2 separate regions of the Homo sapiens genome follow, and region 1 is linked to region 2. A link is a loop called in an ENCODE intact Hi-C map of the cell type or tissue named here. Cell type or tissue: PC-9. All regions are shown on one strand. Each heading gives the region's core, and the rest is flanking DNA. Links, peaks and the distances in the headings are about the cores only. Region 1 has its middle 96 kb from the start of LINC02458. Region 2 holds the start of LOC105378255 (a long non-coding RNA gene).

Evidence for each region. A loop is a pair of places that touch in the nucleus more often than their neighbours do. Peaks named below come from ENCODE experiments on the same cell type or tissue, not always from the same donor. Only the 100,000 strongest peaks of a DNase experiment are listed, where the experiment ranks them.
Region 1: it touches region 2 in a loop (7-fold over the local background); 2 of 110 quality-filtered maps call a loop at or near these places.

The regions. Positions count from the first base shown.
Region 1 is chr12:89,107,931-89,123,592 of GRCh38, reverse strand. No RefSeq gene overlaps it. Among named protein-coding and RNA genes, the nearest start is that of LINC02458, 96 kb to the right of the region's middle. In PC-9, for the core only: no CTCF peak of the experiment used is centred there; a DNase peak (open chromatin) is centred at 6,012; H3K27ac peaks cover 2,316 bases.
Region 2 is chr12:89,219,170-89,234,831 of GRCh38, reverse strand. LOC105378255 (a long non-coding RNA gene) reads right to left here and starts at 12,453. Exons shown (of 2, transcript XR_945169.1): 1 at 12,412-12,453; 2 at 4,822-4,903. RefSeq lists a silencer at 3,613-3,813. In PC-9, for the core only: no CTCF peak of the experiment used is centred there; DNase peaks (open chromatin) are centred at 8,821 and 9,291; H3K4me3 peaks cover 777 bases; H3K27ac peaks cover 3,873 bases.

The sequences.
Region 1 (15,662 bases), core at 4,004-8,003, 110 kb after region 2:
TTGGGATAGGGAACAGATGGTAAGAATGGGCATAATTATTTTAAAATTTGAATGGCTAAAGAGTCTTCACTAACTAATCTTTAATATGGTGTCAAACAATTGTTTAATGGAAATTTGTAGATCCCTTACTTTTTCTGTCTCTGCTTTCATTTATGAGTATTGACTACTTATTGATTCCCTTTACCATGATGGTATACCATCACATACCAGTATATATATCTATTACTCATATATATACTGGTGAGGGACATTGTTGTTTAAGGGTATATATGACAGAATTTTGATCTTTCAAACACTGTCACTGTAATTTGAGAAGAAGGCATGTACACCCAAGAAAAGCATTCTACTCCCTTTTCCATTCCTCCTCTTTCTTCCTTCTTCCCCTCCAACGTGAGCTCCATCTTTTTCTTTTGAAGATCTCAAATATTGTAAGGTGCATTTAACATATTCATCTGGTTCAACATTACTCATCTAGTTAACATAGATTGAACAGAAGGTGTGTTGTTTTTCTTTCTAGGCCATATCCAGTAACAGAGTCTACTGCATCATATTAACTGATAAACCCAGGATGACAAGAGAAACATGGGACTCACTCTTCATTTGCATTGACTCCAGCTAAGAGCTTCAGTTTTCATGCTTTGCTTCAGAATTATTGGTGAGCCCTGTGCTAATTTCCATCTCATCCTAGAAGTCAGTTATTTTATAAGCATGTAATTGCTTATAAAAATAGCTGGGAAGGAAGAACATTTTGGAAGAGGGAGGCATATGCCTGAAAGAAGAAGGGGATGGGAATACAGTCAGTTGCTATTTTGGCCCAGAGATATGTACAGGCAAACATGTAGGTATTGTATTTCCTTGATTGTCTTAATTATTGGAGAAAGACAACTATAGTACTTACTTTCTTACAAGAAATGTATGCTGGAGGCTGCCTGCCAATGATCTCTATTGGATACTAGAAGGCATACCTGTAATTACTTTAGAGCTCATTTCTGAGATTAGAAGCCATGATCAGGTTGGTTTTAGACCACTAGGGAACATTTATGAAAATTTCATAAGTTCATGAGTTCTTATCACACTGATCATCAACCTAAAATATACATTTTTATGTTGAATTCTATATTATATTTTATGTAGGGCAGAAATGGTTGACTATTGGCAACATCATATAGTTCAATCTAATATTATTCTCATTTTTAACAACGAAAACACACCAACACACTCGCTGTATTCCTATTACTTCCCTCAACACATCTACATCCAAGCCTTCTACTTCATGGCGTAAAGCAGTGGTTCTCAAACTTCAAGGGGCAGGGCTTATAACAAAGCAGATTGCTGGCCTTCAACCTCAGAGTTTCTGATTCAGTACATCTGGTGTGGGACAGAGATTTTGAATTTATTTTTTTTCCCTCTCAGTTACCTGGAGCCTGGAGAGATTTTGAATTTCTAATATATATCCAGGTGATGCTGCTACTGCAGCTAAACCAGTGACCACACCTTGGAAACCACTGCTATACAGGGATGATGTCTCCAAGGATGCAACTTACTTTTTAATTTTTCCTTTGAATACCAAAACAACATTGGAAATTTAGATTTTCTTAAAAAATATTTTGCAAACCTCATGCTGTTATTTTAACTTATCCTTCATTTATATTTTCTTGTGCATAATGCATAAAGTAGGAACTGTATCACCATAATTTTTAAAGACCTCAAAATCTTTCCATTTATGTGAATATAACATAATCCTAGAAAAACTATACAGTGTAAGTAATTATAAAAAACTAACATTTAATAAAGTGTTGGAATTGAGGGAGGGGTGAAAGAACTAATTAGGGGTGGTGGCTGGGTGGGATAATGCAATGGAGAGTCACATGTCCAGTTTGACGTTACACTAAACATTCTTCTTTCAACTCCTTCCCACTTCTCAGATTCTATGAGCCAAATAGCACTGAGAAAGACCAGCCCAGAATGTCTATCTCCATTCTATGGAGAAGAAAACATTCAGAGTTAAAAAAAAAAAATGGACTGACTGTAGCAGGTCTGTGTAAGAACTCAGTTAGGGGATCAGGACAAATCCCAGTCTGGTTTCAGAAGTGGGGAATAGGGCACTGGAGATGGGGCCACACACACTTTGGCCTAGCAGAGGAGAAACTCCTATCCTCAAATTTCCTCTCACTTTCACCCATGTTGCAAACAAAGACATTAGACGCAAATAGGAAATGTTATGTTTAAATTTTGACTGACCAATCAATTCTAAAACCTTGGTATGAGCAAACCTTCTAGTCATCAGGTACTCTGGCTATTAGCTACTAAACTCTTAGATAGTCAGAAACACTACTATTTTGCTTTGAAGCAGAAGCAGCATCTTTCTTGCCATGTGCTCCTCTGGACTCTCCCAGGGACTTGAGTAGTCTGTTTTTCTTTCTTTGTTTCCATGTGTCCTTGTACTTACCTGTCTTCTCTTTCTTCCAGTATCTCTTCCATTTTCTTAGATCATGCCTTTATCTCACCAACTTCCTTTTTCTGTGTAATTTGCTTTAATACACTCAGTTTCTTTCTCTATGTGTTTTCGTTTCAATGAATGTGAAATACTTCTTAATTTATCAGGACTTTACCTAATGATTTTAGTGGGCTTTACTTTAAATGGAAAGTGGTGGTACACTGGTTTTGCTTATCCCGAAGAATTCCCTGTAAATGCCAAAGAGATACTAATATTATCCAGCATTTATAAAATACAAAGCATCTGGAGAAATTTTTTTCATAGGCAATAACTTATTCTTTAAAAAGTGAAGTGATCACAATTATCCCTGTTCCTGGAAGAATAAATTTTACAATAACTTGGGAAGTAACTCATTGCTCAGTGGAACTGAGCTATTGAACACACAGATTTGGATTGTATACCAGCCGTGTCTCATGCAATCTGGGCAACTAACCCCATTTCTATGAACACTGGCTTCCTCACCTGTCAAAGGGTGATAATACCATCTCACAAAGTTGTTATGAGGATAAAATAAAAAAGTGTACCTTGAATGTCTATTGTTATTATTTCACTCCAAACTACCAGGATAGCATTGGTTCATTCATTCATTAATTTAAGGATGTGTGCTAGGCACTGTAAACAGAACAGTGAACAAGACTGGTCTTTGACTTCATGGAACTTATAGTTTATCAGAAAAGATAGACTAAAATAAATGATCATACATATAATAAACTTTGATGAGGCCATCAAAGGGAAATACATCGTGCAACAAAGTGTAGTGAAGGAAAATTTCATTATGCCATGAAAATGTATAATGTGGGAACCTAATGTAGTCTGCATGTGTGGGTGAACATGTGTAACTTCTTCATTGGAGTGACATTTAGCTGAGGCTTAAAAGATAAATGTGGGATTGACTAAATAGTAAATAAGGAAGAGAGAGTTCCAAACAGAAGGAACAGCATGTGCAAAAGCCTAGAAGAAACAGGAAAGAACTTGGCAGATTCAAGGAATTCATGAAAGATCCCTAAGTTCTGAAGGTTAGTAAGCCAGGGAATGAAAGACATGAGTTAAAGTTGCAGAAGTTGGTGGGAGCAGAACCACCCAGTGTCTTGCAAGCCACAGTAAAGATTTTATTTTTCTCCACAAAGCATCTGGAAGGTTTTGAATGGACTTAAGCTGGGGGATGATTTTCTTTTTGAGTCTGCTGTGTTAGAGTAGATTAGAGAAAAGCAAGAATGAAAATGGGATTTTTGTTAGGAAGCTCTTAGAATTGTCCAGAGGAGAGATTTGGTGCCTTAGATTACAATGCTGAGAGGGAATGGGAGTGGAGTTAAGATACTGTTAAGAGAATTGTTGGGTTTCATGAATTACTGAGTAGGTATAAGATGCAAAGATGGGATGATCAACTTGATTTCCAGGTTTTTATTTAGAGTACCTAGTAATGGTGCTTGCTGCTATTTACCCTTAGAAAAAACACACTTGAAGGGGAAGCTCATTTGTCCTGACTTGGATATGTTGAATTGAATATCCATTGAATATGAGGCCTGTCCTGTAAAATATCCAAGTAAAAATGTCTAGTGTGCAGTTCAATATAGAGATTTAAATTGGACAAAAGTATGAAAGATAATGTTTTTTGGAGGACATTTGAAATCATAGGATGGAGTGAGATACGTACGGGAGAAGTACATAGCAAAATTAATTGACCAGACTGACAGTGTATCCAGTGCATAGTCAATGTGTTTGTTGGGGGACGGGGGAAGGAGGGAGAGGGAGGAGAGTGGAAATTGTGTAAGTGGGCAGGCTGGAGAAGTGAATGTGTCTTTGTTGATAGGAGTCATTTTGGCTTAAAAGCTGTAATTTCCAAGCTCACCAGAATCCTTTGGGTAGCTTATTTATGGTGGGGTATAAAACCTCAGCTTTGCTTTTTCACATTATTGTCTTGTCTGGAAGTAGAGATAACAAAGGACAAATGGTACATGGAATATCTTCCCCACCCACCTACCCAACCAACCAAGGCACTCTAATATGGTAGTTAACAGCATGGACCCTGGAATTAGTCTATCTGGGTCCAAATCCCAGCTCTGTCACTCACTGGCTATGTGTGCTTCAGAAGGTCACTTAACTTCTCCATGCCTCCGTTTCCACATTTATAAAATGGGTGTAAGAGTAATTTCCATGTTATAGAATTTTGTGAGGATTACATGAGTTAATATTTATAGGTAAAGCACTTAAGATGAAGACTGGCATGTACTAATTGCTATATATAGTATTAATATGTACAATGACCCAGACATAGGCCATATGGCTCTGTTCTCAAGGATTTTACAATCTAGTGGGGAGCTCAGACAAAAAGATACAAGAAGCGGGACCGGACAAGCCTGATGAAGGCACGCAGGAGGGGAAACAAATGTTTCAGGTAACATCTAATTTGTGATCTGAAGGATAGGGAATTGCACCATGGGTTTTTGGGGAAATATGTTCTGAATTCTATAAAATGTTTTGGCACACAATGCATTCATAATAATAAAAATATTTATATGGTGCTTTATAATTTTCAAAGTGATTATGCATACTTCAGCTTATTTGATTCTTTTATCAGTCTGATGAAATCAATAATTTGGAGCATTTTCTCTAGGCCACATTTTGGGGAAGAGTCTCATAAAAATAAGACACATCCCATAATCTCAAAAAACTATAGTTTAGTGGTGTTTTTGGACCCAATATTATATATGTGAAAAATTGAGGTTTGGAAGAATTAGAGGACTTGCCCAAAGTCACACAGCCAGTAGTATAAAAATGATATGAATGCAAATCTCTGGATTACAAGTGGTTTGTTGTCCTTTCATCTTATATATAGAGGTCCTATAACTAGATGAAAAGATCTACTAATGGACACAGATTATCTGAGTTATTTTCTTCAAAATAATATTTGAAAACTGCATGCTTTGGTTTTAGAAACTCCAATACAGCAAGATTACCCCTGTGAAGAATAAACAGGACCCTCTGAATGTGTTTTCTCTGGCTTTGCAATGCCGTATCATATCGTTCACATCCTGGTAGTGTAAAAAAATTCTTTCTGACCCTTTTTATTTAGTGAGATTCCTTCAACTAGGATGCCAGGGCATTTCACAGGGACATAAAGGGAAAAGGTTGGGATATGTCAGCCCTGGGGGTACAGGTGAATGACGTCACTACTTTGGGCTTGTAGCCAAGGAAAACTGCAAAGCCAAAAGCAAGCTAAGGTAGCAGGCAGTTGGGGCAGGCTGGGGTTAGTCACAAAGCTGGCTGAGCCCTGGAAGACAAGAAATCTACTGCCATTAGAGAAAGTTGGTTCAAGGACACCCAAAGTCAATGAGTTAGAGTGAAGATAAGGCCACAAGGAGTGGGAGAATAAAAGGTCGATGAGGGATCAGGCAGGCAGTACAGAGGACAGATCTATATCAAGGAAACTTGATCCCTGAATAGGCTTCCTGTTCCTGTTTCTGAGGTTTTCTTCAGCAAAAGTTTGGCAGGAGTCCACTACAGCAGGGCAGCAGGGCAGCAGGGCTGGTCTAGACTGCACAGGTGAGAACCAGGAATGTTTTTATTTGGCTGAAGTGAGGGAGGCTAGGACAGGTTAGCCCAGCTCCCAGTGAGTCAATTGTAGAGAAACTTAAGATGTGGGAGCAAAGCTCGTTTAGCCACAGGAGGCCAGCTTCAGAAACATGGATATACTGATGAAGATTTGTACTTGGTCAAAACACCATGGTCTGCTTCGAAGGAAAAGCCTTTAAGAAGTATTTATTTTCCTAAAAGATTCATAGTAGACCTTGAGTAGTGAGTGGCTTTTAGCAGGAGGAGAGAGAAATTAAGCCAAACAAATACTCTTTTCAGTGGATCAGAAACATATATCCCACTGTCTTTGAAAAGCGAGTAGGTCTGAAAATAAAACTTCTAAAAGTTTTTGAAGACCCCCCAAAATTGGATCTCCAAACCACTCCCCAAACTGGAATCCAGTTTGAGATGTTGGAATAAAAGTAGATTTGAACTTTGTCACCCGGAATGATGAAGGATCTAAGGACGGTGAGAATTCTCATATGGCACTTGAAATGGCCAGCTGCTGTTCTGATCACTATATAGGTACTATTTAATAGTTTCAGAAACATACTAGGTAAGTGCCATTATTACCACTGTTTAACCACTGAGGCAGCGGAGATATACGGAGAGAAATGAAGTGACATGCTCAAGATCACACAGCCTGAAGTTCATAGAATCCCACAAAATGTGGCTGAGGTAAAATATCATAGTCCCATCTATGCTTTTCTTTCTCTGCATTTATGTGGCCAAGAGCATTTTGGGAACCAGTAGTATTTTGGCACAACTCCAGATATGTGCTCCCGTGTCACTAAGAGACGATATTTTCTGTCCTGCAGTGGGTTCAAAATATGGGTGTACTTCATGGCTAAAACAGTGATTACTGTGTTGAGCAGTGAAATGTGTAAAATCTTTTAGGTTTTAATGTCATAAACACAAATATATAAGTGTCAGATAAAAGAGTGTTTATTTTGCTCCATATTTTCTTCCCACAACATTATCGAGTTAGAGAAGAGTTGAGGAACAGGGGCTGGTTCAGATGTGGCTAACTTAGCCAAACTTACTGGCTATGCAACATGGAAAGTTATTTTTCTTCTGTGGACTTCTGTATCCTTTCTACCCAGTGAAGATAATAATACTCTCTACTTTACAAGGTTGTTGGGGTTCTTAAATATGATAAATACAAAGTACCTCACACAGAGCCTGACACTTAGTAAGTGCTCAATAAATACTAGTTTTTGTTTTGTTTTATTTTGTTTTGAGCAGGAGTCTCACTCTGTCACAGGGGCTGGAGTGCAGTAGTGCAATCTTGGCTCACTGCAACCTCTGCCTCCTGGGTTCAAGCGATTCTCCTGCCTCAGCCTCCCGAGTAGCTGGGATTACAGGTGCCCGCCACTATGTCCAGCTAATTTTCTGTATTTTTAGTAGAGACAGGGTTTCACCATGTTGTCCAGGCTGGTCTCGAAGTCCTGACCTCGTGATTCGCCCGCCTCGGCCTCTCAAAGTGCTGGGATTTCAGGTGTGAGCCACTGCACCTGGCCTAATAAATACTAGTTTTTATGGTTGGTTTTATTACTCTGAAGATGAAACCAGAGGAAGTCAAGGGGAAAGGATCTTTAAATTTACCTATATCTCTGGTTGTTTCCCCCTCCCCATTTTAGAATTGTACTAAGGGCAGCCAGTATTTAGACATGGTTAGGAAGGGAAAGGGAAGTGCAGCTTTCCTCTCCTGTTTTGCCTGTTTAAGCAAATAAACAGTTTCTTACCATGTTAATGGGACCACTGCTCTATGAGAGAAGAAGAGAAGAACTGATGAATATAAGGGATGGGCAGCAAGATCAGATGCTGGGGGAAATCTGCCGAGGAGAAGAGTAGGGAACCAGTGATAGTGAGGACTTGTTTTAGAAGCTTAGAGGGACTGGGCTGGTGTGGTGGGTGGAATGTGGTATCAGATCATTTTATGGATGATAATACCTATATTATAATGAGATATTTTTGGAAACATATTCCCTGAACAGTTTTAATAGAGACTCGTTCCATACTAAATTGTTATGAAAACTTATTTTAGTATATTTTCATGAATTCTTCACAGGTAATCTTGTGGGATACTGGTAGCTGGCATATTATCTTCAATCTTTTCCACCAGTATGGGTAATATCAGGAAAATACCAAAAGCACATTAAGATATTTATTAGAAAATACTATGTATTGAACCTTCGTATAGGAAGTACAAAAAAGAAAAAAAACTATGTAAAAACAAATAAACAAACAAACAAAAATTCCTTACCTATATATCAGTAATATCCCATTAGAAAATAGAATAGAAATTAGCCAGGTATGGTGGTGTATGCCTGTAGTCCTAGCTAGCTGGGAGGCTGAGGTGTGATCTCTCGAGCCCAGGAGTTTGAGGCTGCAGTGAACTGTGATCATGCCTGTACTCCAGCCTGGGTGATGAAGTGAGACCTTCATCTCCAAAAATTAAAAAAAAAAGGAATAGAAAAGAAAATTTAATAGGAGAAATTTTCAAAAATTCATTCAAAAATTTAAATAATGTAAAGAGGTTCCTTAAGACTTTTGTGGAGAAAACTATAAAACTTTATTGAAGGATATAAAAGACAGAAATAAATAGGAAGATTAACCATGTTCATGGATAGAAATGCTCAATATTTTAAAATGTCAATTTTACTGCAAATAATCTACAAATTCAATGCAACCCCAACTGCAATAAAAATATAAGTATGATTTTTAAGCCAAATTTAACAGAATAATTCTAAAAATTTTATGAAAGTAAATGTGCTAGAAGAGCAAGGCAATTTCGGAAAGGAATAAAAAAGCAGGGGCTTTGTAATAGCACTTGCTAGAAAATAAAATAAAGATATTAATTAAAACAATGTGTTGGTGCAGGGATATATAAGTGAGTCAATGAAACAGAACAGAGATTAGAAATATATATTCTCTTACATAAAATTTGGTATATTATGACTCCGTTGTTCAGATAAGAGGTGAAAGGATTTATTATTCAATAAATTGGCCCTCTACTTGGAGAAAAAGTCAGACATATCTTATACTAGAAACTCCAAGTGTATTAAAAAGATAAATACTAAAACTATATTATAAAAATATATGCATTCTTTAGTATAGGAAAGACCTTCATAAACGGGAAATAAAAGCAAAAGCCATAAGGGAAAATACTAAGTTTTACTGAATCACAGTTATAAACCCTTGTCACAATAAAGATCAGTATAAGTTAGAAAACACTTGGTAGATTGAAAGAAAATATTCACAAAACACACCAAATATTGAAGATTTGCATTAGAAATAGATGCTAGTAAGAAAAATAAATAATTAACAGAAAAAGAACAAAGTTATGAAAAGACAATTCATAGAAGTGGATATACGAATGGCCAATAAAGTCATGAAAAGATGTTTAACCTCACTAGTAAGCACAGAAAGCAAAACTAAGATAATATTCCACTTTAAACATCAATTTAAAAAATTAATTAAAAATTGGATGACATCTAATTTTTTAAATTAGATGTCTCATACACTATTGGCAGGACAGCCGACTAATACAGCTGATAAAGAGGTGATTTTTCTAGTAATGATTAAAGCTAAAAATACACATTCTCTGTGACACACAAACTTTATCCCCTATTGTCTACTCTGGAGAAACATTTGCACATGTGCACAAGGAGGCATATATGATTGTTCGTTACTGTTCATTTGGAACAGTAAATTTCCATTGGAATGGAAATGTTGAAATGAACTGTGGTATTTTTATACTACGGAATTCTAAAGGGAACTTAAAAGGAATGAGTTAGTTATATTTGTAGCAACATGTTCAGCTCTCTAAGCCTGTATGTTAACTGAACAACAGGTTGCTGAATGATGTGTATGTTGGATGCCATCTATTAAAAACAAAAGAAAACCCCTGGCATTGTCAATAGTTTTAATTTTAGCATTCTTGATAGTAATGTTGTCTCATTATGGTTTAATTTGCATCTCTCTCTGATAACAAATGTTGATGAACCTGTTATATGCCGTTTGAACATCTTCTTTTTTGAAGAGCTGATCAGGTCATTTGCCCATTTTTAATTGAACTGTCTATATTGCTTTTGTAGAAGTTTTTGATTGGTCAGTTGATTTGTAGTTCTTTCTTCAGAAAGTTGTCAATTATATATTGTTATAAAATCTTCTCTCAGTCTATGACTTGACTTTTTATCCCTTAATGCAGGCAAGAATATGAATTAATCGTAACACTCATACATTGCTAATGGGATTGTAAATTGGCACAACATTTTAGAAAACTGTTTTGGCAGCATTCATAAATCTAAACATATGTATAACCTATGATCCAACAGTTCTGCTCCTGGGTATATGAGTAAAATATAAATGAGATCTTATATCCACTAAAAGACATGTACAAGAATGTTTGTAATGTTTTATTTATAAAAGCTCCAAAGTGGAATAAACTCAAATGTCCATCAATGTGAACAGAATAGATAATAATTATGGTGTATTCATGCCATGCAATATTACATAGTAATGAAAAGGAACAAACCACTGCTATACTGAAGTGTATGGATGATCTCACACAGAGTCACACAAGTGAAATATGGTAAGCCCAACAGAGTACATATTGTATTCTGTTTATGTGAATTTCAAAAACAGACCAAACTAATACATGATGATGGAAGTCAGAATAGTGCTTACTTTTGAGGAGCTACTGATCAGGCAGGGATAAAGGGACATTTTGAAGATCTGAAATATTTGGATCTTGTTAGTGGTTATATGAGCATATATACATGTGTATAAGTGTATGTAAAAATCCATCAATATGTACACTAAAGGTTTGTACAGTGTATTTTATATAATTTATATGTCATAAAAAAGCTTTTACATTTTTAGAAATACCCTATGAAATAGATACTACAATAATCCACATTATACGTCTACATTCCTCATTTCCAGGAAACTGAAGCACAGAGATGTTGAGTAACTTCCCAAGGTCACTCAGCTAGTATTGGAGCTGGGATTCAAACCTAGGCAGTCTAACTGCAGGGGCAGTGTAGTGTATTAATCATCTATTGCCACAACAATTCTGCATCAACAACCACACAACCTCAGTGGCTTACAACAAGAAGCATTTGGTTAGCTCAAAATTTGACAGGACTCAGATGATCTGGGTGGGCTCACTAACATGTTTGGGAGTTGTTTGGCTGTTGGCTGATTTCTGACAGCCTCAGTGGGACTACCAGGGTGACTTGGTACTATTTCTATTTAGCCCACACATGGTATCAGGCCATGATGGAGGAGTAAGAGCAGGTAAGCTCAACTGCGAAAGTGCTTTGCAAGTCTATATGTGTCATATCATTGGCCAATGCAAGTCACATGGCTGAGTGCAGTCAAAATAGGCAGGAACTGTAGAGTTACATGGCAAGGTCACAGACCTAGGGAGGAGTAAAGAACTGGGGGCTATTACTACAATCAATTTACCACAGGCAAAAATAAATCCCAAGCTAGGAATTTGGCAGACCTGGGTCCAGTGTCGGCTAACACTTACAATCTGTGATCTTTGTGAAAATCAGTTAACTTTTTGATTTGTGATTTATCTGTAAAATGAGGGTTGTAACAATAATAATACCAAAAACATGAGGTAATTGTTGAAGACAGGTTGGGATAATGTATATAAAATATAATCATGCATTGCTTAACAATGGAGATACATTTGGCTGTTTTGTTGCAAGGAAATGGCACTTTGGGAGGATCACCTGAGGTCAGGAGTTCGAGACTAGCCTGGCCAACATGGCAAAACCCTGTCTCTACTAAAAATACAAAAATTAGCCAGGCATGGTGGTGGATGCCTCTAATCCTAGCTACATGGGAGGCTGAGGCAGGAGAATTGCTTGAACCTGGAAGGTAGAGATTGCAGTGAGCTGAGATCACGCCACTGCACTCCAGCCTGGGTGACCCAGTGAGACTCTGTCTCAAAAAAAGAAAAAGAAATTGAGGCTCTGATGTAACACACATAATAGTGCAGCCCAGGTAACAGAAGACTGAATGTAACCAATAGCCAAATGTAACCCCATTGTTCAGCAATACATGACTGCATTTTATATACGTTTTGGAAGTATAGAGTGTACTTCAAAAAACCTAAATGGTAGAGCCACCTAGACTACATGGTATAGCCTATTGCTCCTAGGCTACAAACCTGCATGGCATGCTACTGCACTGAGTACTGAGGCAATTGTAACACAATGGTGAGTATTTGTGTAACTAAACATATCTAAACATAGAAAAAGTACAGTAAAAATACAGTATTATAGTCTTAGGGGACCACTGTTGTATATGCCGTCCATCACTGATGCAATCATTGTTAAAAAGTCCATGACTGTAGCTCCCTATGCCTGACCCAGAGTGGATGCTCAGTAAATGCTAGTTATTGTTGTAACGGCAAAGTCCCAAGTGGACACAGCTTGAACATCCCCAAATGTCTGGGCTAGAGTCATAGCATGGTGGGTCATTTGGTGTGTGTCTCTTCTGTTGTTCAGATCTACTCTGGGCTTTGATGTGACACACCGAAGAGTGCAACCCAAGTAACTAAAGGCTATCACTTTTTTTTTTTTTTTTGAGACAGGTTCTCACTTTGTCACCCAGGCTGGAGTGCAGTGGTGCCATCTTGGCTCACTGCAGCCTCGACTTTCTGGGCTCAAGCAATCCTCCTACCTCAGACCCCCAGGCGCATGCCATTACGCCTGGCTAATTTTCTGTATTTTCGGTAGAGATGGGGTTTCACCATGTTGCCCAGGCTGGTTTTGAACTCCCGAGCCAAGCGATCCATCTGCCTCAGCCTCCCAAAGTGCTGGGATTACACGTGTGAGCCACCACGCCCGGCTGAGGCTGCCACTTTTAAATTTCGTAGCATACACAAGTGATGGAGGGCTCCTAGGCGAGGCCCCTCCCCACAGCCTCAAACAGACTTCTTATGAGGCCTAGTCTCCTAACCTTCTGGAAACCTACAGAGGCTTTTCCTCTGAATTTTGGATAAAGACAACCTGACCTCCCTTCCGTGGGCCAGAGAATGAAGGCATCAATTCAGGAAATCTCTGTTGTCTGCACACATGCCCTGCTCCTCACCACTTTGACCCTGAAGCAAAGGAAGTTACTGAAAGGATTTTTGAAACATCTAAAAATATCTATGCCATTTTACAACCAGTCTATTTTATTGTTCATATTCTAATTTTTAAATAATCCATAATCACAAACAGCAGTGATAAGGGATTTCTTAGTCCCAAAATTTGCATCTGACCTTAGGCAAAATTAATCTGTGGTAAAAGGCTGAGAATAGTGGTTACCTTTGGGGTCAGGGGATGTTCACTTGAAAAGGACCCGAGGAAGCCTTCTGGGTTTAGAAAGTTTCAAAGTATTGATTGTCCAATGGAAACATATAGGTAAAAAATACACCGAGCTGAATTCTCAAGAGTTTGTATACTTTATTATTTGTAAAATATACTTCAATTGTAAAACAAAACCCCCAACCCCAAAAGTGATAATAAAATTATATATAGTCATGAGATAATACAAGTAATAAAAATTATAGAGACCTGGAGTAGTAAATATCAACTCTTAACAGTTACCTATGGAGGGGGTAGAGAGAGAGACAGATAAGGGGATAGGGCTTAATTAGTGGTTAGAGGGGACCTTACTTTTCCTCTTTTGGGTTATTATTTTTTTTAATCCAAAGGAAAGAATACTGTGTAACATATGTCAAACAGGCAGCTTCTGAACTGCATACAGGCACTGAGGATTTCTGGGTCCTTTCTACTATTAGATGCTAGTCACCTTACCAACAACCACTGACACAAGATTTTGTAATTGTAAACACATTAACTCCTCAGAGTTACATATTTCCTAGGTATTTTCTCCTGACTCTACTCAGCATGCTACCTTTGTCTGGGTCTTCATACAGATATAGTTTCCGAGATTCAGACACATCTGCGTTAAAGCCCACCCCATAATTTGTCATAAGCAGCTCTCATTCAGCCTTGGAGATAGGTAGGGGAAAAAACCATTCTCATCGTTCCATTTATACAATAGTTTTTCAGCGTGAAAGAACTGATTGAATGAAAACATCTCTCATTTGTTTTCTAAAAGTTAAAATTCAAGGAAAATTATTTTAAAGAAATTAAACCAGGATAGTAAATTTCATGAAAGCCTACTTCTTATTAAAGTAACTTAAATACCAAGTGGACTGTATTGGTCCAGTTTTGAAGCAGAACTAATAGGATCTATATCTATCTATCTATCTATCTATCTATCTATCTATCTATCTATCTATCATCTATCTATCATCTATCTATCTATCTAATCTATCAATCATCAGTCGATCAATCTGTCAATTTGTTATGAGAATTGTCTCATGCAATTAGGGAGGCTGAGAAGTTCCATGATCTGCTGTCTGCAAGCTGAAGAACGAGGAGAACTAATGGTGTTAATTCAGTTCAAGTCTGAAGGGCCACAAAGAGCTCCAATGTCTAAGGGCAGGAGAAAATGGACATCCCATCTCAAATGGAGAATGAATTCCCCCTTTCTCTATTTTGTTTGTTCGATTTGGACCCTTAACAGATTAGGGAAGCTTAGCCACATTGATGAGGGCGAACTACTGTATCAGTCTGCAGATGCAAATGCTAATCCCTTCCAGAAACATTTTTAGAGGTACATTCAGAAATACTAAGAAATAATGTTTTACCAGCTATCTGGGCATCCTTTAGCCTGACCATAATGACACATAAATTTAACTATCACAAGGACATAAAAATAATAGAATATATATTTACAGTTTTTGCATTTAGGATATTTAATTATGGTTTATATGGAGGGTTGGTGAGGTATAATAAAAAAAATTTGGTCTTTGTTTCTAGTTCCTGGCACAGAGCTCCTAAAACCCTTGAAATTTCCTGAATGATAACAGTGTCTTTTGTTTTTCATAATGAGACCCTTTTACACACATTTGCATTTATGCTAATGATAGGACTTACAGTGGAGTCCCTAGATAGCCTCAAGATAGGCTGGTCACCAGAAAGACCAAGCAATCGGAGGTCTGGAATTTTCAGCCCTATCCCCTCACCTCCAGGAAGGGGGAGAGCTTGGAGATTAAGTTCTACAAAAACTCTTGAGCGATGAAATTTGATGAGTTCCTGGGTTGGTGAATGCATCCACAATCCTACAGGGTGGCATACCCTAACTGCACAGGGACAGAGGCTGCCATGCTTGAAACCCTACTGGACTACTTCCTATGTACCTCTTCGTCTGGCTATCCATCTCTATCTTTTATAATATCCTTTACAATAACCTGGCAAACAAAAGTAAAATATTTCCCTGAGTTCTAATAGCTATTCTTGCGAATTATTAAACCTGAAGGGGAGTGGTCATAGGATTCCCCAATATAGACAGTGGGTCAGAAGTATGGGAGGCCCAGACTTGTGATTGGCATCTGAAGTGGGGGAAATCTTGTGGGACTGAGCCCATGAACTTGTGAGATCTGACACTAACTACAGGTAGATAATGTTAAAATTGAATTAAATTATAGGACAACCAGTGGGTGTTCCCTAGA
Region 2 (15,662 bases), core at 7,154-11,153:
AAAGAGCTAATGTGAATGGTCATCACCATCATTCTCCTCTGTCCTCACTGAGGCTGAGTAAGAAGTCCCATATGATGAGAATCTTCTACCTTGGGCCAAGAGGTGGATAATTAGGGGAAGAAGTGACTGGTGCCATTTCTAAATTCTCCCTTCTTGCTCCTACACTCAACAAATGGGCTTCTTTTCTTGCTTAATGTAGTTGAATCATACAGGTGGGCTAGAAAGAATTGAAATAGTCTCTGTAAATTACTGGCTATCCCAGAAGCCATGTGGCAACAATTATCTTCCCCCACAAAACCGCTTCTCCACCCATGTTCTCATTGTCAGTGACAGACACTGGCATCCACCCTGTTGCCCAAGCTAGAAACATGGACATCACCCTCCCTCATCCTTAACATCTGATTCATCACCAAGTTCTTGTAGGTGGCATTCTCTCTCAAATCTGTCCATCTCTTTCAATCTCTGTTGCCCCTATATAAAACCAGTCACTCTCCTCTCTGCTTTGGATGACTGCCCCAGACCTCTCTGTTGGTTTCTTCTCTTCTTGTCAGTCCCTCCTCCAATCTATTATCTGCAGGCCAGTTAGGGGAGCTGTCTCTAAAACAGAAATCTAACCTTAAACTTTTCACTGGCTCCACGTTGCCCAAGGGAAAGCTCCTGTACTGCCTCCAACACTCCATACCCCAGTCAGGTTGAGCTGTTTTGACTCTCTTAAAAAATCTATGTTCGGCCGGGCACGGTGGCTCACACCTGTAATCCCAGCACTTTGGGAGGCCAAGGCAGGCGGATCACGAGGTCAGGAGATGGAGACCATCCTGCCTAACACGGTGAAACCCCGTCTCTACTAAAAATACAAAAAATTAGCCAGTTGTGGTGGCGGGCACCTGTAGTCCCAGCTACTCAGGAGGCTGAGGCAGGAGAATGGCGTGAACCCGGGAGAGCGGAGCTTGCAGTGAGCCGAGATTGCACCACTGCACTCCAGCCTGGGCAACAGAGCAAGACTCTGTCTCAAAACAAAAACAAAACAAAAACAAAAGACTATGTTCTGGCCAGGTGCGGTGGCTCACACCTGTAATCCCAGCACTTTGGGAGGCCGAGGCGGATCTCATGAGGTCAGGAGTTTGAGATCAGCCTGGCCAACATGGTGAAACCCCCTCTCTACTACAAAAATACAAAAATTAGCTGGACGTGGTGGTAGGTGTCTGTAATCCCAGCTACTCGGGAGGCTGAGGCAGGAGAATTGTTTGAACCCGGGAGGTGGAGGTTGCAGTGAGCTGAGATCACGCCACTGCACTCCAGCCTGGGTGACAGAGTGACATTCTGTCTCAAAACAAAAACAAAAACAAAAACCTATGTTCTTTCTGATACAGAATGTTTTTATGTATTATGATGCTATTCCCTTGTCTGGAAACTTCCCTTCTCCTCCCATTTACTTGACCATTCCTACTCATGCTTTGGGTCTTGGTTTAGATGTCACTTCTTCCAGAAAATATCTGACTTTGGCTAAGTTCCTTGTTGTAGGTGCTCCAGGTCCCCTCTAGTCACTGTACTTTTCACTGGACTGTGATCATTTGTTGAATTACCTATGCTCCAAACTACAGTGCATGCTCTCTGAAAGCAGAGACTGGGGTATGTATCACTACACCCTAGTCTCTGGCACAGAGTGGATGTTTGACGGTTATTTTTTTGGATAAATGAATGAGTAAATGAAGTGACACTTGAGCAAAATTAAAGAACGAATAGGAGTTACCTGGATAAAGAGGTAGTGAGAACACAGAGGGTGTCCCCGTGGAGAGCACAGCTTGAATAAAGGCACAGAGGTGAGAAATATCATGGTGAATGAGGGAAACTATATGCAGTTTGGTGTTTCTGAGGCATAAAGCATGAATATGGAATTGGCAAGAGGCTCGAGAGACCAGTCAAACCATGGAGGGTTTGTGGGTCAGGTTAAGTTATTTAAACTTGATCTTGTAGGCAATGAGGAGCTTACAAAATATGCTTTAGATGTTTAATACAGACAGTTCTATGAAGATTGAATTTGAAGGCAGCAAGAATAGAGACTAGAAAGAGTTGTTAGGAGGTTGCCACAATTCTTCCTAGCTCTGCCTTACAATATGATTTAAGTTTTTTCATCCTGACCCTCAGTATTAAAATTTTATTGTCACTAGAATCCTAAGACAGCCCCCATAATCTATGCTCTTGGGTGTTACTCCATGATTATGTTATATGGCAAGAGAGATTTTTGCAGATGAAATTAAGTTTATTAATCAATTTGCTTTAAAATGAGGAGATTATCTAGGCTGGACTAACCTGAGCACATGACCTCTTTAAAAGCACAGTTTTCTTCTTGATGATCGCAGAAGTTGGAGAGAATTGAAGCATTAGAGGGATTCAGTATGAAAGAAATTCTCTTTTGTGGACTTTGAAGGTGGAGGAATTCACATGGGAAAGGACTGAGAGTGGTATCTAAGAGCTGAGAGAGGCCCCTTTGGGGCCAGCCAGCAAAGAAACAGGGACCTCAGTACTACAATCACAAGGAAATGAATTCAGCCAATAACCACATGAGTATGGAAGCAGGTCACTTCTCAGAGTCTTTAGGTAATAACTCAACCCTGTTGACATTTTGATTTCTGCTGGTGATGCCCTGAGAAGAGAACCCAGTCTTGCCATGGTAGACTTCTGACTGCATAACTGTGAGCTAATCAATGGGTGTTGTTTAAACAATAAGTTTGTGGAAATGTGTTATGTAGCAATAAAAAAGCCAATACAAATATAGCAAGAGACTATTGTATTACTTTTAGTTGTTTATAGAAGGATGCTTGTCATATCTCCTTTTGCTTTATGAACAATTGTTTTTGGATTGGATCATAATAAAAGGACAACTGACACTGTGGCCTCACAGAGTGCCAAATACCATACCAATGCTTAACAACTGATATCTCATTTAGTGCTCAAAACCACCTCATGTGAGAGCCACACCCAGCTATCTCCATTTTACAGAGGAAGAAACTGAAGCTCAGAAAAACAAAGTTACATGCCTAAAGTCATTCAAGTAGCAATCGACAGAGCTGGGACTTGACAACAGGCTGCCTTTCTCTGCCCTATACAGAGGCTTGTGAAAAAATTTAGTGATTCCATTAGTATTCTTAACATTTAGAGTCTGAGAAGGGTTTAATGGTCTAGGTTATAAAACTGGACAATGGGAATAATATTCAAGGTTCAAGTTGTATGCCGTTTCTGTTTGGGATAGATTAGGGGATCTCTTGGGTATGATATCAATTTATTCTTTTGTGTTTTGTTGTAACCTGGACAAGGAGAAGGAATAAGAAAATGAAAGGTAATTGGAGGGAAATGGTTAGAACTAATAAAAAGAAATGAGCTTGATATGGGTTTAAAAGCAGAGGTTTAGTCACAGATGTATCCAATTTAGCAATTCTCTGTTTCATGTCCATTCAAGCATGGGCAGGTGTCCCTTATTCGTGTGTTATAGAAAGCTTGAGGCTGTCTTGTGCCAAGAAAAAAAAAAGCAATTAAATATTTTAATATTTCCTGTCTATAAACTGCTCCCTGTTTTATTACTTCAAATGCACTGGATTTAAAAGGAGGTGTGAAAGACTCCTGAGCCATTAATAAGAGGCTGCAGCTGCTTGTGGAAAGCGATGCTATGTGTTTTTCAAAGGCATGTTTTTGGTCTGAGCACCTTGGTCCACAGACTGTTGATTTATGATCGCCCTGAAACTGATACAGAGGCATGAGGCAAATACTTCAAGTGCTTCCAGAATATATTTGGGCAGAATACAGACAATGAGTTCCTTTCCTTGGGGGAATACACAAGGAAATAAAGGGAATAAATATGAAAGCAGTAGTTCAAAAGTTATGGTGCAATGTAGAGTGAGCACAAAAAAAGAAAATCTTTTGCCAGAGCAAGCCTGAGTCAGTGGTGAATTTCATGTGGGTTGTTCATAAGATTTTTGTTCTTGTATGAACAGAATGAACAGTAGGGACTTAGTGATTTATCTGAGTCTTTGAGAGCATCAAATAGAGACATACCCTAAAGTTAAAAGGTAAAAACCAAGATGTAATTCTATTTTTTCTTACAATCAGCTAAATGAAACCAAAAGACTATTTCCCAAAGGTCTTAAACTTTATTTTTTTGAAAAGTTCATTTTTCCTTTTCAGGAATGGTGTATAACAGAGGTCAAAGGATGCAGGATGTTGGAGATTCAATTCAATTCAGCAAGCCTTTGTTTAATGATACCCTCTGCAAGGTCATGTTTGGTGCTGGGAAAAATGCAATGAAGTCATTGCCTTCTCCCTCTGTCTTATGTAGGTGACTGGGCCCTTTGTATGGACATGTTGAAATCTTTTTGAACATGCTAGAAGGATGTTTCTTAAACTTTAGTTATTCCTGTGCCACTTTTCCAGTTTAGGCTGTGACCCACCTTATAATTTACTTAAATTTTTTTTTTTGATAACTCAGCACACAGTTTACTTAAATAGATTTAACCTCATCTTAAGCAATATTTGTGAAATCGCAGGGTTAGTATACTAGTTAGACCTTTTCAAATGCACCTTCAAATAATAAAGTTTTACAATATCCTTATCTTAAACCATTGGACTAGATGCATTTGGAAATTTGGAACACTTCTGAATGTCACAAAGATAATAATGTACATGTACTATATGTTATGTAGCACCACTATGAAGGTATGAACAATACCCAAGAATTAAAGATTAATATTTCCATAGTGAGACATGTGAATATTTGTACTAGGTAGAATGTGGAATAAGTTAAATAACCTCATGTCCGTTGGAAAATTGTTGGTTTTCAAGCTTTTTGTTTATGGATTTCATAACTGCAGATAAGGAATTGCAGGTCTGTAAGTATCATTTAAAGAAGTTTCTGTAACACAAAAAAACAAAGTTGTCAGTAAAGTTCAATGCATGAGTCATTTCATCTTTTTTTCTGATATATTACTAGGCTGAACTTTTTAGAAAATATTTTCACTCATGTATAAATATAAAGTACATTGAGTAAAGGCCTTAAAGAGCACCAATCTAAAGTACTTAGCTCAATGACTTTATGTATATATAAATTATATATATAATATATGTTATATATATTCCATGTAACCAGGACCCAGATAGAGATACAGAACACTTCCAGCACCAAAGCTTCCTTCAATCCCTTCCCTGACAATATCCCTCCTAGCCTCCACACTATGATAACCAGTTAACCAGTTTTGAGTTCTGTGAAAGAGCTCATTTAAATGGAATCACGCTGTACATATTCTTTGGTGTCTGGCTTCTTTCACTCAATGTTTTTTTTAAATCTTCAATTTTTATTTTAAGTTCAGGGGTACATGTGCAGGATGTGCAGGTTTGTTACATAGGTAAATGTGTGCCATGGTGGTTTGCTGCACAGATCAACCCATCACTTAGGTATTAAGCCCCGCATGCATTAGCTACTCTTTCTGATGCTCGCCCTCCCCCCAATCCCACCCTTTTCAGGCCCCAGTCCATGTCTTTCACTCAACTTAATGTCTGTGAGATTCTTCTGTGCTATTGTGTGTATCAGTAGTTAGCTCCTTTTTATTGTTGTGTAGTGTTCCTTTGTTAACTATTGTAACCTCTTAGAGTGTTACATGTAAATATTTTAAGTTAACACTATATTGGCATTGAAGTATGCTCCTTCTCTTCAAAAGACAGATAATCACCTGAAGAAAACTTTTATCAAGAAATTTGAAAGCAGCTGGCCATGCTCAACAAGATTGCACCCCTTTCAGCCGACTTAGAAAACACAGCTCATGTTGTGATGCTGTATATAAATAGCAGTTAGATTCATTTTTCATCTTGTTTTTGTCACTTTGGTAAGTGGATGCAAGCTGCTAGCTTCATCAAATTAAAAAAGAGACCAGGAGATTCTGAAGAAACATTTTGATTTAATTTTTGGATAGTGTAAAATTTTAGAAAAGGGAATTAAAAGCCCATATTGTTATCCAGCTAGATGATGATATGACATGAAAGAGTCTTTAGAATGAATTTTATACTAAATTTGGGATGGTGCTTTATGTTCAGGCCAGCTGTGCATGGAATGGAGTGAGCAGGGATGAGTTGGGAGCAATCATTGGCAGTTTTCTACTTCCTCTCAAATTCCTTCACAGTCTGGCTTCGTTTAAAACATTTGAGTTGGTGTGAATTACTGGAACATGAGAAGCACTCATTTTCAAAATACAAAAAACACATTCCAGAGGCGAATAGAAAGAATGATCAGATTTTGCTGCTTTAGATTGATAGGGAGAATAGAGAACTGAATGACCGAAGACAGATTGGAAATTCATTTGCTTGGATTCTCTTAATGGATTGTACTATGTCCTTGACAAAAACACTCAGCAGTGCCTATGCAAATGCTCACTATCCTTAAAAAGAAATCAAAGGGGCTAAAAAACATTTGGAGATCTTGTGTATGCATCAGATCCACATTATCTCATAAGAGGCAAAGTAGCAAAATCACATGTAGGTTCTGGGATCAGAAAGACTTGGGTTTAAAAATCCCTTCTCTGTCATTGTGTAGCTGTGCAAACTTACTTCAGTTCATTAATATATCTTATTCTCAATTTTGATTTTACTTGGCTTTTCTTTACAAGAAGCATTATCAGAAGTGAATCAATCTCAGGAAGGACCATGCCAGTGAATTTTAAAGTAAAATGTAAAGATGATTAAAGAACTCACTGCCTCTCTTTCATTGATTTATTTGTCTTTAGAGACAAGGTCTTGCTCTGTCACCTAGGCTGGAGTGCAGTGGTGTGAACACTGCTCACTGCAACCTTGACTTCCTGGGCTCAAGCAATTCTCCCACCTCAGCCTCTGAGTGTCTGGGACCACAGGCATGTGCTGACACGCCCAGCTAAGTTTTAAAAATATTTTTTGTAGAGATGAGGTCTCATCATGTTGTGCAGGATGGTCTTGGACTCCTGGGCTCAAAAGATCCTCCTGCCTCGGCCTCCCAAAGTGTTGAGATTACAGCCACCATGCCTGGCCTCTCTCATTTCAAAATACAGGAAGACCTAACCCTCAGTAGGCTGGGGTTACATTTCTACATCTTTATTTAGGAGCTTAAATATGTAGTAAACCATAGCTTTTTCTAGATCTTTCTTTGGCTGGAATTTGCCAGGGAATTTTCTTTTCTTTTCTTTTTTTAAAAATTTTTCTTTTTAAATTGTCTGATGTTTTTTGTTCTTTAATTTTTTTTTCAATTTTTAAAAATTTTTATGGGTACATAGTAGGTATATATGTTTATGGGGTACATAAGATGTTTTGATATAGGCATGCAATGTAAAATAACCACATTATGGGGAATGGGGTATCCATCTCTTCAAGCATTTGTCCTTTGAGTTACAAACAATCCAATTACAAGCTTTATGCCAGGGCATTTTCAATAATATTTAGCGAAAATGATTTTCCCAAGAACTCACCAAATACCAACAGAGCTAGCCATATGATTGTATTTCCTTGTCATGATTTTTTTTAGTTGAGTACTGGGATAGTTTATAGAGAGTTCATTATCCCAGAGGTTGAATATAGGGGAAGAAAAGGGGGTTGTGCAAAGAAACCCAAGTGAGCATTCATTACATGTAATTGAAAGCTAATCATCTCTTCATGGATAACTACTCTACAGAAAAGACCAGCCAAACCACTTAAAACCATCCACAAAGCTCGCTGGCCAGTTAGGACAATAATGCTGAAAAAATATTGCTATGCTCAATTTATTTGATTGCACCTTGTTTTATAGACTGCCTAATGATGAGTGCAGGTTCAAATTCAAATCAAGGAATTTTGCCTCAACAAATTCTTTTCTTCTGCTCTCCTGCACAAATCTAAAGATATTTATCATAAGAACTATATGTACCAAGATCTCACAGGAACATCACCACTGGGTCAGAAGCAAAATAAACTTCACCTGAGTCTGTCAAGAATTGTTTGATGAAATCATCTTTGGTCTGGGAGAGCGAGGTAATAACATATCAACTCAATTTTAAAGGTCCTGCTTACAGAGGACAGAGACAGCCCCCCCCACCCCCCAAAATGCTTTTATTTGCCCTGATACCTAAGATAAAGATTTTATTTTTCAGCAAAGTGATTAAAAATCCGGGTTTTTATTTAAAAATTCTGAGAGATTAGAGATCTAGCGAATTGTTTTTTGGTTTGGACAACAGTGACTCCTTTATACCACAAATATTTGGTAACACATTTTTATTTCTCATCCTTATTTCTCCACTGGAAAACCACTTTATGATAAATTCTGTAAATATTTATTGAAAAAATAAAATATACAGGTTTTATGCTTGGTGCTTCAAGTTTCAAGATGATTGTGTTTAAATCCCTTCTGCTGACGGCTCTTATATTTCTGAATTTGGCTCCCTTAAAATATTTTGTTTCATAGCCAAAGCCAAAAAACAAAACAAAACTATGTTTAAAAACACTACAGGGAAGAAGGAATCACTTCATTGCTTAGTTTTAAAACTACATGAATGACGTCGCTTTTGAGATGTGGAAATACCAGGGTAATTTTGTTTTACTAAAGGTGTATTTTCTTTTCCTTTTAAAGACATATAACAACTATTGTTTTTAACTGGTGAAAGAAAGAATTGGGTTTGGGGCTTTTCATGACCAGGTTAAGTAATTCAGAGCCTTGGTGCTAACAATGAAAGTGAGATTCCCTTTCACGGAAGGGCTGGCCCATTTGAAGTTGATGATTCCAGTCTGGCTGGTCCAACAGGTTTTTATTTCTTAAAGCTTTGAGCACCATGAGTCAGAGGGAGAGGAAGAGAGAGGGAGGACATGAGCTCACTACAGAGAGGTTGGTATTAGAGGAGAAGGGAAGGATTGTTTGTTGGACCCAAACCAGAGAAAGGAGTGGCTGTTATTGCAGCATAAAGCAATGAGCACTGTAGGGGAGCAGCTGAGCTGTTTGTGGAGTCAGCTTCAGGGCCTCAAGGCTGAACTTCCACAGGCAGCAAAAGCATGAGTTACCAGCCTGAAGTGTGAGCTGGTTTTAGAATCTTGTCCCAGTTTTTTTTTTTTTTGGTAGAGATGGGGTCTCACTATGTTGCCTAGGCTGGTTTCAAACTACTTGGGCTCAAGTGATCCTCCCACCTCAGCCTCCCAAAGTGCTGTGATTACTGGCGTAAGCCACTGCACCTGGCCCCCCTCTTTGGTTTTCTCTGCCTGGAAACTTGAGTTGAGAGGCGGGTGTCTCGCCTCTGCCCTTGACTCACCGACATCACACTTCCTTTCATCTGAGTGCTCTCTGAAGTGAGGTCACGTTGGTGAGCTCATCTATATTCAGGAGCCAGAAGAGCAAAGGAGAGCTTTTGCATGTGAAGATCTGCCTGGATGGAAGCTCTGATGTGATGGAAGCTCTTACTACCAATTGGCCAATGGTTCAGATTTTCTTAGAACTAAACTTTTTTTTTGGTCCAGATATGCTAATCAAATGAAAAATGAATTAGGCTGGGATTTCCTCTTCGTAGTCTAACCTTAATGAAAGGAATAATGAGAGAATCTATATTAAATAGGACCCTTTTCATACAAGTAACAGAAATGCAACCTCAAATGTCTCCTTTTAGTGCAGGCAAAAGGGAAGAGCAAAGGAGAGAACTGGGTCTGCAGGATCACTGGAAACAGAGACTTACATGCCTTCCAGTCTCTCTCTCTTTTAACTTTCACTTCTTTTCGACATGTTTTCCTACAGACCTCCTCCACAAGGTTACCTCCTTCTCAGACTCAGATCCTAAGCCTTGATATCAGAGAAGGATTGTCCCGTTTTTGTAAGTCCCAATTTGCAGATACTCAGGAAGGTCCAGCTCAGGTCACACGCAGCCTCTCTGCACAGTGGATGGGCTCTTGTGATTGGCAGTTCTCATGGGAACCATGTAGTGGCGTGAGGGAAGATGGAAATAGGAATGGGTGGGTCTGTGCCAGAAAAGGGAAGGGTGCTGGGCAGATGAAAGAATACATACCTATTACTACACAGAAAAAGGACTATATGTTTGTATTAATCACAGTTCTCTGGAGAAACAGAACAAAAGAATTTTTGATAGAATGTGGCTTATGTGATTATGGAGGCCTAGAAGTTCCATGATATACCATCTGCCAGGTGGAGAGCCAGGAAAGCCAGCGGTGTAATTTAGTCCAACTCCAAAGGCCTGAGAACCAGGAGAGCCAAATGTGTAAGTCTCAGACTGATTCCAAAGGCCTGAGAATGTGGTGGGGGCAGGGAGGGCAATAATGTAAGTCTCTGTCCAAGTCTGAAGGCCTGAGAACCTGAAGTACTGGTGTCTGAGGGCAGAAGAAGATGGAAGTTCCAGCTTAAGCCAAGAGGTGAATTCATCCTTCCTCAGCCTTTTTTCTTCTTAAAAGGGCCCTCAAAGGACTAGCTGGTGTTCATCTGCATTGGTGAAGGCATCCTTTCTCAGCCTACTGATTCAAATGCTCATCTCTTCTGGAAACACTTTCCCAGACACACCCTGAAATAATGTTTTACCTGCTCTCTGAGTATCCTTTAGCCTTGTTAAGCTGACACATAAAATTAACCATCACAAAGATACAAAAGAAGAAATTTTAGTCGAGGTTGAGTCTGAAATATCCATAAAGTACATTATTAAATGAAAAGTATGATTACATCTTTCTGGTTAAATTTTAGCCTTATTAGTGGGAGGGAATATATAGCATTGAATGTTCATTTCATGATGAGATAAAAAAAATGAAAGAAAAATAATTTGGCTGATTTCTTTTGAAAGAAAGTGCAGATCTCTGATGACTCCATGCAAGCTTTGGGTTAAATTTAAAGGTATCTTCCTAATGCCGGGGGAGAATCTCTGAGCTTCGTGACTCTGGGTTCTCTGAAGATGGCTCTACTCTTGAAGGTGTTAATCACATGAGACTTTTGTAAAAATTCAATCAATTTCATTTCTCTGTAAGATGCTTAAAACTATGCCTACAAGTGGGCAGTATAACATTTCATTTCATTGTCTTCTGCAAATGTTTACTATTTGCTATCTATATAATCACTGTATGTTTCAATGGATTTGTTTTGCCTAAAATTATTCCCTAATTAACTCCACTAAGAAAGCAAAAAGGTGTCAAGTTCAGGTTTTTAAGTGGAAGTTGAAGCCCTGGTCAAAAGACAGAGAAAGATTATTTGAAGCATTTAATTGGTTATTATCCAGGTTGGGGAGTGAGTGTGATCTTAACGGCAGTTGAGAAAGATTTTTGAGCTTGGACGAAAAGGTGGAAAAGGATTGATTGAGCCCAGGAATTTGAGGCAGCAGTGAGCTATGAAGGTGCTACTGCACTCCAGCCTAAGTGACAGAGCAAGACTGTGTTGTGCAAACAACAACAACAACAACATCAAAAACCAAAGACAAAAAAGAATGTAATTATACATTTGGTTAACACTAGAGTGTTTTATTTTTGATAGATATTCAATTTATTTTAGGTCTATTAAATATATTTAGACTGTAAGTTTTATATTGTCATTTGATGGAAATTGTGTATTTCACTGAAATTTTACAATTTAAAACATTGGCTTGAGACACAGCCAAAATTGCTGAATAGGAACAGCTCTGGTCTGCAGCTCCCAGAGAGACCAACGCAGAAGGCGGGCAACCCGCAGACCAGGAGATTCTTTTGTGTGCCTACATGACCAGAGCCCTGGGTTTCAAGCACAAAACTAGGCAGCTGTTTGGGCAGACCCTGAGCTAGCTGCAGGAGTTTTTTTTCATACCTCAGTGGCACCTGGAACCTCAGCAAGACAGAACTGTTCACTCTGCTGGAAAGAGGGCTGAAGCCAGGGAGCCAAGTGGTCTTGCTCAGCAGGTCTCACTCCCATGGAGCCCAGCAAGCTAAGAACCACTGGCTTGAAATTCTCACTGCCAGCACAGCAGTCTGAAGTTGACCTGGGACAATTGAGCTTGGTTGGGGGAGGGGCATCCACCATTACTGAGGCTTGAGTAGGTGGTTTTCCCCTTACGGTGTTAAGGAAGCTGCCAGAAAGTTCGGACTGGTTGTAACTTACCACAGTGTGGCAAAGCAGCTGTTGTCAGACTGCCTCTCTAGATTCCTCCTTACTGAGCAGGGCATCTCTGAAAGAAAGGCTGCAGTCCCAGTCAGGGGCTTATAGATAAAACTCCCATCTCCCTGGGACAGAGCACCTGGGGAAGGGGCGGCTGTGGGTGCAGCTTCAGCAGACTTAAACGTTCCTGCCTGCTGGCTCCAAAGAGAGCAGAGTATCTCTCAGCACAGCGCTCAAGCTCTGCTAAGGGACATACTGCCTCCTCAGGTGGGTCCCTGACCCCCATACCTCCTGACTGGAAGATACCTCCCAGCAGGGGTTGACAGACACCTCACCTCATACAGGAGAGCTCTGGCTGGCATCAGGTGGGTGCCCCTCTGGGATGAAGCTTCCACAGGAAGGAGCAAGCAGCAATCTTTGCTGTTCTGCAGCCTCTGCTGGTGATATCCAGGCAAATAGGGTCTGGAGTGGACCTCCAGGAAACTCAAGCAGACCTACAGAAGAGGGGCCTGATTGTTAGAAGGAAAACTAACAAACAGAAAGCAATAACATCAACATCAACAAAAAGGATGCCCACACAAAAAACCCATCCAAAGGCCAAAACTAAAAACTCTCAATAAACTAGCCATTGATGGAACATATCTCAAAATAATAAGAGCTATTTATGACAAACCCATACCAATATCATACTGGATGAGCAAAAGCTGGAAGCATTCCCTTTGAAAACCAGCACAAGACAAGGATGCCCTCTCTCACCACTCCTATTCAACATAGTATTGGAAGTTCTGGCCAGGGGAATCAGGCAAGGGAAAGAAATAAAGGGTATTGAGATAGGAAGTCAAATTGTCTCTGTTTGCAGATGATATGATTGTATATTTAGAAAACCCCATCATCTCAGCCCCAAAACTCCTTAAGCTGATAAGCAACTTCAGCAAAGTCTAAGGATAGAAAATTAATGTGCAAAAATCACAAGCATTCCTATACACCAATAATAGAGAGTCAAATCATGAGTGAACTCCCATTCACAATTGCTACAAAGAAAATAAAATACCTAGGAATACAACTTACAAGGGACATTAAGGACTTCTTCAAGGAGAACTACAAACCATTGCTGAAGGAAATAAGGGAGGTCACAAATGAATGGAAAAATATTCCATGCTCATGGATAGGAAGAATCAATATCATGAAAATGGCCATACTGACCCAAGTAATGTACAGATTCAATGTTATTCCCATCAAACTACAAATGACTTTCTTCACTGAACTAGAAAAAGTACTTTAAATTTCATATGGAACTGAAAAAGAGCCCTTATAGCCAAGACAATCCTAAGCAAAAAGAACAAAGCTAGAGGCATCATGCTACCTAACTTCAAACTATACTACAAGGCTACAGTAACCCAAACAGCATGGTTCTGGTACCAAAACAGATATATAGACCAATGGAACAGAACAGAAGCCTCAGAAATAACACCACACTGGAAAACTGAAACTGGACCCCTTCCTTACACCTTATACAAAAATTAACTCAAAATGGATTAAAGACTTAAACCTAAAACCTAAAACTATAAAAACCCTAGAAGAAAACCTAGGCAATACCATTCAGGACATAGGCATGGGCAAAGACTTCATAACTAAAATGTCAAAAGCAATTGTAACAAAAGCCAAAATTGACAAATGGAATCTAATTAAACTAAAGAGCTTCTGCACAGCAAAAGAAACTATCGTCAGAGTGAACAGGAAAACTACAGAATGGGAGAAAATTTTTGCAATCTATCCATCTGATAAAAGGCTAATATCCAGAATCTACAAGGAACTTAAACAAATTTACAAAAAAAAAAAAACATCAAAAAAAGTGGGTGAAGGATATGAACAGACACTTCTCAAAAGAAGACATTTATGCAGCCAACAAACATATGAAAACAAGCTCATCATCACCGGTCATTAGAGAAATGCAAATCAAAACCACAATGAGATACCATCTCATGTCAGTTAGAATGATGATCATTAAAAAGTCAGGAAACAATAGATGCGGGAGAGGGTGTGGAGAAATAGGAATGCTTTTACACTGTTGGTAGGAGTGTAAATTAGTTCAACCATTGTGGAAGACAGTGTGGTGATTCCTCAAGGATCTAGAACCAGAAATACTGTTTGACCCAGCAATCCCACTACTGGGTATATACCCAAAGGATTATAAATCATTCTACTATAAAGACACATGCACATGTATGTTTATTACAGCACTATTCACAATAGCAAAGACTTGGAACCAACCCAGTCAATGCCCATCAATGATAGACTGGATAAAGAAAATGTGGCACCTATACACCATGGAATACTATGCAGTCATAAAAAAGAATGAGTTTATGTCCTTTGCAGGAACATGGATGAAGCTGGAAACCATCATTCTCAGCAAACTAACACAGGAACAGAAAACCAAACACCGCATGTTCTCACTCATAAGTGGGAGTTGAATAATGAGAACACATGGACACAGAGAGGGGAACATCACACACTAGGGCCTGTTGGGGGGTGAGGAGGAAAAAGGAGGGTGAGCATTAGGACAAATACCTAATGCATAAGGGGCTTAAAACCTAGATGATAGATTGATGGGTGCAGCAAACCACCATTGCACATGTATACCTATGTAACAAACCTGCATGTTCTGCATATGTATGAACTTAAAGTATAAAATAAAAAATAAAATAAAATAAAACATTGGCTCTCAGAATTATTTCTAGAAAATGATCTCCTATGGAGTACTCTAGATGATGTTTCTTTCCTCTATTTAGACCTTAATTTATAGACTTTAAATTGTTTTCTCTTTATTCATACTAGAACAGAGAGAAGTCTCTTTTTTAAATCAGTCTTTGTGATCAGGCAGGGTGTGTGGATTGACTTAGGTTTTCCTCATGGACACTTCTGGTACTTGACAAATTCACTCCTCAGATTCATACTGTAGGATAATTTGATTATACTAGTACTTGCTGGACAGTTCTCCTTGCCCACCTCTCAGGATCAGCCAGGCATTCATCTAGGGCAGCTTTGTGCACAGAAAAGGGACCAGGACTTATCCTTACTTTTTTATTCTCTCAACAAGCTTTTCTTGATGTGTTTTCTGAAAAATGCTTGTTATGTAAGGTATTAAGAGTTGTTATGTGAGAAACTTATTTTCCAGGCAAAAGGACTTAGGCAATGATGGATAAAAATTTAAACATGATTACTTTCTGCAGAATATCACAAAATTGTTACAGGCACTTTGAACATCCAGGAAGAGGCTATGGATCTCTTCCCTAAATTCTTTGTTCACAAAATCTTCTAAAACATCCTTTCTTCTATGAACTTTACCTGGGGAAAAATTTAAACATGATTGCTTCCTGCAGAATATCAAAATTACTACATGCATTTTGAACACCCAGGGATAGGGAATGCATCTCTTCCCCAAATTCTTTATTTGCAAAATCTTTAAAAATATCCTTTCTTCTATGAACTTTATTTTGGGAACTCCTGCTACAGATAAGAGTACTTGGAAATCTACAATTCCAAAAACAAATGGCTGGAATGCTTTCTGTACATCCATTTCTAGAAC